Linked DNA regions of Homo sapiens: region 1 is linked to region 2. A link is a loop called in an ENCODE intact Hi-C map of the cell type or tissue named here. Cell type or tissue: PC-3. All regions are shown on one strand. Links, peaks and the distances in the headings refer to the core of each region. The heading gives the core; the rest is flanking DNA.

Region 1 (5,383 bases), core at 217-5,216, 62 kb before region 2:
CTGCTTATATGAGAAAGCAAATAGGATAATTTGGAACATAGGACGCAAATTATAAGCAGTTTAAATTTATGTACCATGTGCCTTCTCGCCAGAAGCTTGTCACAGTGGAAGGTCCCAATGGCCACAGAACTTCCCATCTCTCCCTGTTGCCTCCAATCACTGTTATCTGTCTCAGGCTGCTGCTCACTTCCTACCTCATCCCTGTTGCTACTAACTGAGGTGTACTTTTTTTTTTTTAACCTTTGATAAGGTTGATCTAAGGTAGGATTTATACTAGTGGGCTTGCAAAGTGGCAAATAGGGTTGGACAAGGAGAAAAGGGAGGGAAGTAAGGGGAGCACTTTTCCTTTTTTTTTTTTTAGACGGAGTCTCACTCTGTTGCCCAGGCTGGAGTGCAGTGGTGTGATCTCGGCTCACTGCAAACTCCACCTCTCGGGTTCAAGCGATTCTCCTGCCTCAGCCTCCTGAGTAGCTGGGATTACAGGTGCACGCCAACACGCCTGCCTAATTTTTGTATTTTTAGTAGAGACGGAGTTTCACCATGTTGGTCAGGCTGGTCTCGAATGCCTGACCTCGTGATCCTCCTGCCTTGGCCTCCCACAGTGCTGGGATTATAGACATGAACCATCGCGCCCGGCTGAGAGGAGCACTCTTACAGCTGCTTCTGCACTCTCCAAGACATCTGCTCTGGTTTTGAAGATAAAATCTTCAGTTTTGTCTCCCAGCTTTCCTTTTCAAATTTCCTTCCTCTCGAGTCCCAAGACACAGCTTCTCTAATAAAATATCCAGATATTCTTACCTCATTTTTCCTAGGATATCTAGAGGAATCATATATTAATGTTTTATAAACCTTTGAGAGCTGATTGTTAACCCTTATATGATCTTTGTCCTTAAATTGTAAGTGAAAGAAAGAAGGAAATCTTTTCCCTTTTTCATGGGTGTAGGCAGTAAAAATTGATAAAAATTCTAAGAGTGTGAACTTGCTTTAGGGATAAGATTAGGGGAAACAGTGTGATTATCTTTAAAACTTAGAATGGGAGACTCTTGATGGCCTGGAAAGAGAAACAGGAATGGTAATCCTTAGGGCTTCAGAGGGGAGTTAGCCAGGAATGGAAGTTACCTCCCAGGTTCACACTGGCCAAGGTCGCAGGTCCATTCTGTGGTAGATTTACATGTATACTTATACAGATTTTTGACCTGTTAAGGGTTGCCCACATTAATTTCAGAGACAGTAATTCCTAAATTCTTCAATTAAATATAAATGAATGTGTGTTTATTGATCAGTGCAGTTATTAATAGTAAAATATAGTTAAGTTTTTGCTTGCGATTCAGTTAAAATTGTATTGAATGAGAAAAGCAAATTTTAATACAAAGTACGACTATAGGGTGATGAAATAGATATATATTTTTCATCGCAGGAAAAAATACACTGCCATGTGTTGTCTTTTGAAGAGTAATTTGTATGTGAGGTAATACTGTTTATTGGGCGCTATCCTTGTTGAGAAAAGTTTTTTTAACTCATGTTTTTGAACTGTTTTCAAGCTTATTGGCTTTTAAAAATAAGTCACTTCCCCTTTCCCCCAGAATTTTAGCAGGAAAAATTTCAAACATAAAGCAACAGATAAAATAATTTTATAGTAAAGACCCACCATCTAGATTCTACCATTAACTTTATCACATATTTACCCATTTATTCATTATGTTTTTTTTTTTTTTTTTCCCCCGACGGAGTCTTGCTCTGTCCCCCGGCTAGAGTGCAGTGGCGTGATCTCGGCTCACTGCAACCTCTGCCTCCCGTGTTCAAGCAATTCTCCTGCCTCAGCCTCCCGAGTAGCTGGGATTACAGGCATGTGCCACCACACCCAGCTAATTTTTGTATTTTTAGTAGAGACGGGGTTTCACCATGTTGGCCAGGCTGGTCTCGAACTCCTGACCTCATGTGATCCGCCTGCCTCGGCCTCTCAAAGTGCTAGGATTACAGGCATGAGCCACTGTGCCCTGCCTTCATTATCTGTTTTATGTGTATTTTTTATATGAAAAGGAATGTTTTCATTTAGATTTGTTCTTCTGCAACATTTTAAAAAAGATTTCTGTGTAAGGTAATAAGGTGTTTTATAGGGGGCCAAATTGAAGTCATTTAAAACCAAGATGGGTTGGCTAAATGTTGTGTATGTTTTTTTTTTTTCTTGGCCCAATTGAAAATGAAGCTGTTTTCTTTGGAAGGTAGCACACTTTTGAGTTGAAAATGTTATTTTATTATTATTTGCAGCTTTTCAAGTGCATTTGTGTAGTAAGGAGGTTTTTGAGCTTTAGCTATTTTACATGTCTCAGAAATGATGGGGGAGAATTGAGACAAAAAAAAATTTTTTTTTTCCCTTGAGACAAAGTCTGTCTCTGACACCCGGGCTGGAGTGCAGTGGCGCGATCTCGACTCACTGCAACCTCCGCCTCCCAGGTTCAAGCAATTCTGCTTCTGCCTCCTGAGTAGCTGGGACTACAGGCATGTGCCACCACACCCGGCTAATTTTTTGTATTTTTAGTAGAGATGTGGTTGCACCGTGTTAGCCAGGATGGTCTTGAACTCGTGACCTCGTGATCCACCCACTTCGGCCTCCCAAAGTGCTGGGATTACAGGCGTGAGCCACTGTGCCTGGCTGAGAAATTTTTTAAAATGCAGAAAGTTCTCTAGCCACTTTGTGTTTACCACTAGATGTCTCACTAACTTCAGAAAACCTGATAGTTTTTGACCACATGGGAGTAACTTGGCTCTCAAGTTAAATTTTTGGAGAATAATATAATCAGGTTAAGTTGAAACCTATGTATTTTTTTATTAAGGTATTGAACTGGTGTTTTTGTTTACTGTGTTATTTAACAGAAAGGGAACATAAAAGGCTGTGACTTTCCTACTTAATTAAGGATCTGGAAGCCACATTTTGTATGGAAAAAATTGTTTTTCTTTTATTATTTTATTTTTTTATTTCAATAAGTTTTGGGGGAACAGATGGTGTTTGATTACATGAATAAGTACTTTAGTGGTGATTTCTGAGATTCTGGTGGACCCATCACCCAAGCAGTGTACACTGTACCCAGTGTATAGTCTTTTATCCCCTGTTACCCCCACCCTTTCCCCCAGTCCCCATAGTCCAGTATATCATTCTTACGCCTTTGCATCCTCATAGCTTAGCTCCCACATGTGACTGAGAACATACGATGTTAGGTTTTCCATTCTTGAGTTACTTCACTTAGAATAATAGTCTCCAATTTTATCCAGGTTGCTGTGATTATTTCTTTTTAATGGCTGAGTAGTATTCCATGGTGTATGTATGTATATGTGGTGTGTGTGTGTGTATATGTAGGTGTGTATATATATATATACACACACATATAATTATATATAAATATATACATATATAATTATATAATATAAACATATATATACACACACACATATACACACACACACACACCACATTTCTTTACCCACTCGTTGATTGATAGGTGTTTGGGCTGCTTCAGTATTTTTGCAATTGTGAGTTGTGCTGCTACAAACCTGCGTGTGCAAGTATCTTTTTCGTATAATGACTTCTTTCCCTCTGGGTTAATACCTAGTAGTGGGATTGCTAGATCAAACAGTAGATCTACTTTTAGTTCTTTAAGGAATCTCCACACTGTTTTCCGTAGTGGTTGTACTAGTTTACATTACTACCAGCCGTGTAAAAGTGTTCCCTTTTCACTGCATCCATGCCAACATCTGTTATTTTTAAATTTTTTGATTATGGCCATTCTTGCAGGAGTGAGGTGGCATCGCATTATAGTTCTGATTTGCATTTCCCTGATACTTAGTGATGCTGAGCATTTTTCATTATGCTTATTGGCCTATCTTGTTGATATATCTTTTTTTGAGAATTGTCTATTGATGTCCTTAACCCACTTTTTGATGGGATTGTTTGATTTTTTCTTGCTGATTTGTTTGAGTACTTTATAGATTCTGGATATTAGTCCTTTGTCAGCTGTTGTTTTTCTTAATCCTTAATCTTTTTTTCCACTGAGATAGGGTCTTGCTCTGTCAACCAGGTTGGAGTGCAGTGGCATGATCATGGCTCACTGCAGCCTCGGCCTCCCAGGCTCAAGCAATCCTCCCATTTTAGCCTCCTGAGTAGCTGAGACTACAGACGTATGCCACCATGCTTGGCTAACTTTTAAATTATTTTGTGGGGGATGGGGGGTGGTCTTACTATGTTGCCCAGGCTGGTTTCAAACTCCTGGGCTCAAGTGATCCTTTCGCCTCAGCCTCCCAAAGTGCTGAAATTACAGGTGTGAGCTACTGTGTCTGGCCAGTCCTTAATTCTTTTTCATTTTATTTTTTTAAAAAAGCAAGAAACCAGAGAGACTTAATTCTTCAACTAGTTTAATAACACCCAAAGGGAAAGTTTAGAAATGTGATTTTTTTGTTTTTGCTCATAAATACACATTTATATGTTTATTTATTTAAATAGTAGAGTGAAAATAACAAGATAGAGTGAATTCTTCCCAGGAGGAAATCTTCATTTATTGAGGGTGGAGGTAAAAACATTCTTCCATTGAACACATTTATAAATGGTTAGGTGTTACTGAAATACTATGCATAGCACTCAGCTTCAAGAACAATATAGTCAAATAGATTTAATACCCTAACTTACCAAGTTTCTTTGAAACTTAACGCCTAAATTTTGGTCCTCCTTTATTATTTGGAAGCGATAGATCACAGAATCATAGAATTGGGGAACTGATAGGTGATTTGTCTGTCCTTGAAACTTGGCAAATTAGTATCTTAAAAAAATTAGCATTGATACCAACATGCAAAATTTCTCCAGTCACCAACACTTAACGCTGTTTTGTTCTAGTATTTTCAGCTGTCCACAGGAAATCTACTCTATCCCAATGTCTAACACATGAAGTGACATTTTTGTCTCTCTAACATTTTTAGTTCCACCTTTTAAATTTTTGTCAAAAGAATCATTTTCATTATTGCTTTGGGCTGAAAACTGTATTGTCATCTTTGATACAAGTTTCTTATTAATTTGTATTAGATCTTTCAGAATAGCTCTCTTGTCATTTCCTTTCCCTTTCCACATGACTTCCCTCATTCAGGGTCTTTTCATCCTACTGTTGGATAATTACAACAGCTTCATATATGGTCTGCCTCTAGTCTTTCTTTCTCCTAGTGGGCCCTGAATACCACTGATAGAAAAATATGACTGTAGTTACAGCCATGCTCAAGAACCTGAAATGGCTCCCTGTTATCTACCTCAATCAGTCCAAGCCCTGTTGCCCGACTTTTAAGCCTCTCTTACTGGGTCAGTCATATTTCCAATAGTATTTACTTTTACACCTTAGCACAAGCT
Region 2 (5,367 bases), core at 1-5,000:
CACCACTGCACTCCAGCCTGGGCGACAAGAGTGAGACTCCGTCCCCGCCCAAAAAAAAAAAAAAAAGAAATTACTCTCCATAACAGTCTATGTTATCACCAACATATATAAAAACATGATTTAGATTTCCATTTCAAAGTTACATTACCCGATTACTTCCAAATAGGTGCTAAGCAAAAACCCCCAATGTATTATTGAACCATGGACTTGCACCTCATGTTTAATGTGAATATTTATTTCCATGTCCCTCTTAACTGGTTTTTTCTTGTCTTCCCTCTAGCTGTATTGTTATTTCAGATATGTGATATCTGTTTTCATACTCTTGCCTTTCCATCATGAATGCTTAGTTATGAACAGAGATTCCTTTGTAGAGCTCATAGGCAGTACAGAGAGGTAAGTCTTGCCTCAGAGGGCCTTGTATCTTGGTGTAGTTTTTAAATAGTGCATAGTGTATAGTGTATAGTGTACATTTTGTTTTGCACATAGTTTGTTGCCCCGAATGGGTTTTTTACCAAGCCTTTTTTTCTTTCATGTATTTACAGTCCGGAGCACAAGATTCTCTTCTTTCAAATACAATGTAATTCGCTTTACTTTACAACACTAAATCTGGGCTTTGAATTTCCAGTGCATTGGACTGATTGGATTGTTGGGAGTTAGAGGCTGTTCCAACCATCCTTAGTTTGGGAGAGTGGCTCCTTCTGCTTGTTTTCTAAGCGTACAGTCAACGGGTGCCATTTGTGGTATTTAACATGTTAGGATGATTGTTCCAAATGCTGAGTTGTTTTATTTCTAGATGTAATTAGTTCACTTTATGTAATATTCTTCTCTCAGACTGACTTTAAAAACAAAGTTTTATCATTTTCATTGTATTTGTATTTATTACAGAGTGTTTTAGCTTTGATATTCTTTGTATTTTCATTCATTTGTTACATGAGCTTTATCAGTAACATCTGTATAAATGGTTTTTAAAAATTAACTATGTATGTGCCCATGCCGAAGTCGAGCAATAAAATCAATGCTGTTTGCACTGTCACAGCATCAACGTTTTTAAAGAATATTGAGTTTGTAATGAATCGTTTTGAAAACATTTATGGTTGGCTCTATGGAGGGTGACAACATGAGTCACAAAATGAAAAGTTCAAGAACACATGCCATCCTGAGTTGATGCCTCTGTCATGTTGCAGAGCTCAGCTTTCTGTCTCCTCGCAGAGCAGGGAAGGTGCCCGTTTTCTCCGGCCGTGGTGACTGCTCAGTTGGTAGTACCTGTTGGGGGTACCGCATAGGTGGATTTCTGAGGGGGGTCAGGGGCTAGTGGGGAAGAGCATCTTGGTCCTGTCACCAGTCTGCAACCATCTTTGCTATAATACATCTCCGCTCTGTAGGGCAGGCCTATGACAGGGGCTCATATTTGCCAGCCCTACCTTGGTATGTCGAGCAGTAAAATTCTCAAAATGAAAAGGAGAAATCAATTGTATTTTTTCTAGAAGCTGTGGATTTTAAGGTTTATAATTCACTACTGTATTAATGATAGTGGACTAAAGTCCAGCTAACTCTATGGATAGAAAAGGAATGAATATGGTCTGTGTAAGTCTACACAGCATAGGGTACAACAGAAGGGAACACCTGGGAAATGTGTAAGTAGTAGCAGTGTATTAAAGTTCAAAGGGTGAGCATGCTTTTGTTTATATGCTTTAATATTCTTTTGAATATTTTTGTTTTGCTTTGTCCCTCATTGCTGTGTTTACTGGTTTTATCTAAAATTTATAAAGTTTTAGTACATTAAAGATTTTTGGCCGGGTGCAGTGGCTCGCGCCTGTAATCCCAGCACTCTGGGAGGCTGAGATGGGCGGATCACGAGGTCAGGAGTTCAAGACTAGCCTGGCCAACATGGTGAAACCCCGTCTCTTTACTAAAAATACAAAAATTAGCCAGGTGTGGTAGTGGACGCCTGTAATCCCAGCTACTTGGGAGGCTGAGGCAGGAGAATCAGTTGAACCCAGGAGGCAGAGGTTGCAGTGAGCCAAAATCACGCCACTGCATTCCGACCTGGACAACAGAGCAAGACTCTGTCTCAGGAAAAGAAAAAAAAAAAATTAGGCCAGGTGCTGTGGCTTGCGCTTGTAATCCCAGCACTTTGGGAAGCCAAAGCAGGTGAATCTCTTGAGCCTAGCTTGAGACCAGCCTAGGCAACATGGCGAAACCCCATCTCTACAAACAATATGAAAACTAGCTGGGCGCAGTGGCACGTGGCTGATAGTCCCAGCTACTGGAGGTGGGGCTGAGATGGGGGGATTGTTTGAGCCCTGGGAGGCCGAGGCTGCAGTGAGCCATGATTGAGCCACTGTACTCCAACCTGGGCAACAGACTGAGACCTTCCTTGTCTCAAAAACAATTTTTTGTTTTTTAGTATTATAATAGTCTACAAATTATCCAAGTTTGATTTGACTAATGATCAGAAGTTTAACCTGAAGTTTGTCCCTTCATTGTAATGAAGGTTAACCATGTTACCCACTGCATTGATTTGTACTTCATATACCAAATGCTTACTATATATATATATATATATATATATATATACACACAATAAGATATATGCAACAGAACAAGAGCCTAGTAACAGGATAAAGGAGGTAATCACGCAGGAGAAGTGTTACTTTACATTCCTATGTTAACATTCGTAGCAAACTAGACAGACCAGATTTTAAATTTTACTTAAAAGGTATCTGCCCTAAATGTGACTTGTCTGCTGCTCATTCAACAAATATTTACTATGCTCCTGCTACATGCCAGGCTCTGTACTAGCTGATAGCCATATAGCTTTGCATGGTGGTTAGAAAGTGAACTTCCAAAGTCATGCTTCTAGTCTGTGTCTCACTGTGGGCCAAGTTCAAACTTAAGTGCTCAAAGCTCAATTTATGTACAGCAAAGTCAGTCATGATGGGAGCACATGAGTAAATACCCACCTCAGCAAGGCCCTGAATCCCAGACTTGAATGTGTGTTTGTGGTCTCACTGTGTTGTCCAGGCTGGAGTGCAGTAGCTATTTCACAGGCGCAGTCATGGTGCACTGTAGCCTGAAACTCCTGGGCTCACGTTGATCCTATGCCAGCCTCCCAAGTGGCTGGGACTACAGGTGAGCACCACCACGCTGTGGTGCAGTCTGTGGGATTGGCAAGGGAACCTAAGATGTTTCTCCTCCCCACTTAAGTATTCTTAATGCTTTTTTTTTTGGTAGGAGTCTTGCTCCATTGCCCAGGCTAGAGTGCAGTGGTACAATCTCAGCTCACTGCAACCTCCACCTCCCAGGTTCAAGCGATTCTCATGCCTCAGCCTCCCAAGTAGCTGGGATTACAGGGTATGCGCCACCATGCCCGGCTAATTTTTATATTTTTAGTAGAGATGGGGTTTCACTAATGTTGGCCAGGCAGGGCTTTTCATTAATTTTAAATATTGTCTGGTTAGTCCCTTATGATAGATGAGGCATTTAGTTCTAATACCAAGCACCTCACTCTGTAACACCCCCCACAGGACTTTCCAAATGCATGACTGTGATGAATCTTTCCTGGGCTGCTCCACGCTGACTGGCTTGATGCACACAATCCACAGCACTTGAATCGCACTGTCCTCTGCTTGCTAAGCTAGTCTGGTGAAGTGATCTTTATTTGCTTTTGATTTTTCAAAAATATGTTGTCTCCTATTTTCTGACCTTTGCTGAGCAATCCTATTCCTTCCCTGACCAATTCTCTCATAAATTCTTTCTCTTGTTGTTTATTCCTGGTTACTTTTTAGCTTGGTAAAGAGCACCAGTTCCCACCAATCACCAGAACTAGCAACTTCAGTCTTCCTAAAATATTTTACATTTAAAAAAAAATCATAATAAAAGCATCGTTAGGCTTGTGTTAACAGATCTAATGGTATTATATAATCTACCACTCAAGAGTCACATCTGCCATGCTTCCGGATCTTTTCTGTATCATATTTATATTGCATCATATGTATAATACCCACTCATACCATGTTTTTTTCTATAAAACTGCGTATTTTGTAGTCTAAAACTTTTTTACTCAGTATTTTATGGCTATCTAGATCTACTTTATCTTCTGCTTAACATTTTTTAGAACTTATGTTCCAGCTCTTGCGTATCTAGCCTCATCTTGTGCATTTCCTGTCCTTTCCATTCACCTGTGCTTGCTGAATTGTCACAACACATCACAGGGGTCTGTATGTCATTTACTGTGCTCCAGACACACCCAGTCCATCAAGCCTTTCCCCGCTGGAAGCTCCCGCCTGCCTGGTGGCCCACCCTTCTGCCAGTTTCCATTCCAAGAGCTCAGCACTTGGAACCACAGCAGTTGATCCAGATGTCTTCTCTCTAGGTCAGTTTTCACTGCTTCAGGCCTCCTGGCCTCTCATCATACATACACTCATCCGCACAGCACTCTCTATGCTCTAATGGAAGCCTCTCTCTGCCACTCCCTGGCTTCCAAGTCCCCATATCCTCAACTGCTCTGAAGCTTCCTCTAGCTTAAAAGAAGTGTAGCCTTCCCTTTTCATTGATGACGCCGCCCCCAAGTGGGTTTTTTTTCCTCGTATTCCTCCATACCAGATATGAGGCTGGTGCACTCTTGCCCACTTGAAACCCATCATCATGCCTCCTTCCCACCTCAAGTCACTAATGCGTCTTTGAATGACAGCCTGGCTTTCCACCCTTTATCTATCTATCTCTTCTCACTGCTATCTATCTATCTATCTATCTTCTGCCAACCAACAGAAACCATAATGCATTTTTTATTATTTTTTTGAGAAAGAGTCTCACTTTTGTTGCCCAGGCTGGAGTGCAGTGGTGCAATCTCAGCTCACTGCAACCTCCACCTCCCAAGTTCAAGCGATTCTCATGCCTCAGCTGAGTGCCACCATGCCTAGCTAATTTTTGTATTTTTAGTACAGACAGGGTTTCACCATCTCTGTACTAAACCAGGGAAACCAGGTTTGGCCAAGCTGGTTTCGAACTCCTGACCTCAAGTGATCCACCCGCCTCAGCCTCCCAAAGTGCTGGGATTATAGGCATGAGCCTCTGCACCCAACTGCCGTAATGCATAGTCTCTCATCGTCCAGCCATGTTATGAAGTCTACACATACATGGTATTGTCAAGGTTCTCCGAGGCCCACCTCTGATAACCACCCACCTTTCTTCTCTCATGAATCAGAAATAATATAGTATTTTTTTGTCCTCAAGTGCTAATTCTTAATTAATTATTTTTGTTGACTTAAAGCAACAAACTTCAGGAGCTGGCTGCTCACACAAGGCTTGTTACTTGCTTTAGCACAAATACGACTAATGATTATTTTCCCCTTTTCAGGTGTCAGG

Evidence for each region. Hi-C counts contacts between places; a loop is a spot of excess contacts. Peaks named below come from ENCODE experiments on the same cell type or tissue, not always from the same donor. Only the 100,000 strongest peaks of a DNase experiment are listed, where the experiment ranks them.
Region 1: it touches region 2 in a loop (1.8-fold over the local background); 4 of 110 quality-filtered maps call a loop at or near these places.

Annotation. Positions count from the first base shown.
Region 1 is chr17:64,599,919-64,605,301 of GRCh38, reverse strand. The region is part of intron 2 of SMURF2 (SMAD specific E3 ubiquitin protein ligase 2); the gene reads left to right. Among named protein-coding and RNA genes, the nearest start is that of SMURF2, 60 kb to the left of the region's middle. RefSeq lists a silencer at 2,693-2,742. In PC-3, for the core only: CTCF peaks have their summits at 2,517 and 2,716 (motif pointing right); no DNase peak of the experiment used is centred there.
Region 2 is chr17:64,537,970-64,543,336 of GRCh38, reverse strand. SMURF2 (SMAD specific E3 ubiquitin protein ligase 2) reads left to right here. Exons shown (of 19, transcript NM_022739.4): 19 at 1-1,055. Among named protein-coding and RNA genes, the nearest start is that of CEP95, 34 kb to the right of the region's middle. In PC-3, for the core only: no CTCF peak of the experiment used is centred there; a DNase peak (open chromatin) is centred at 2,756; H3K27ac peaks cover 825 bases.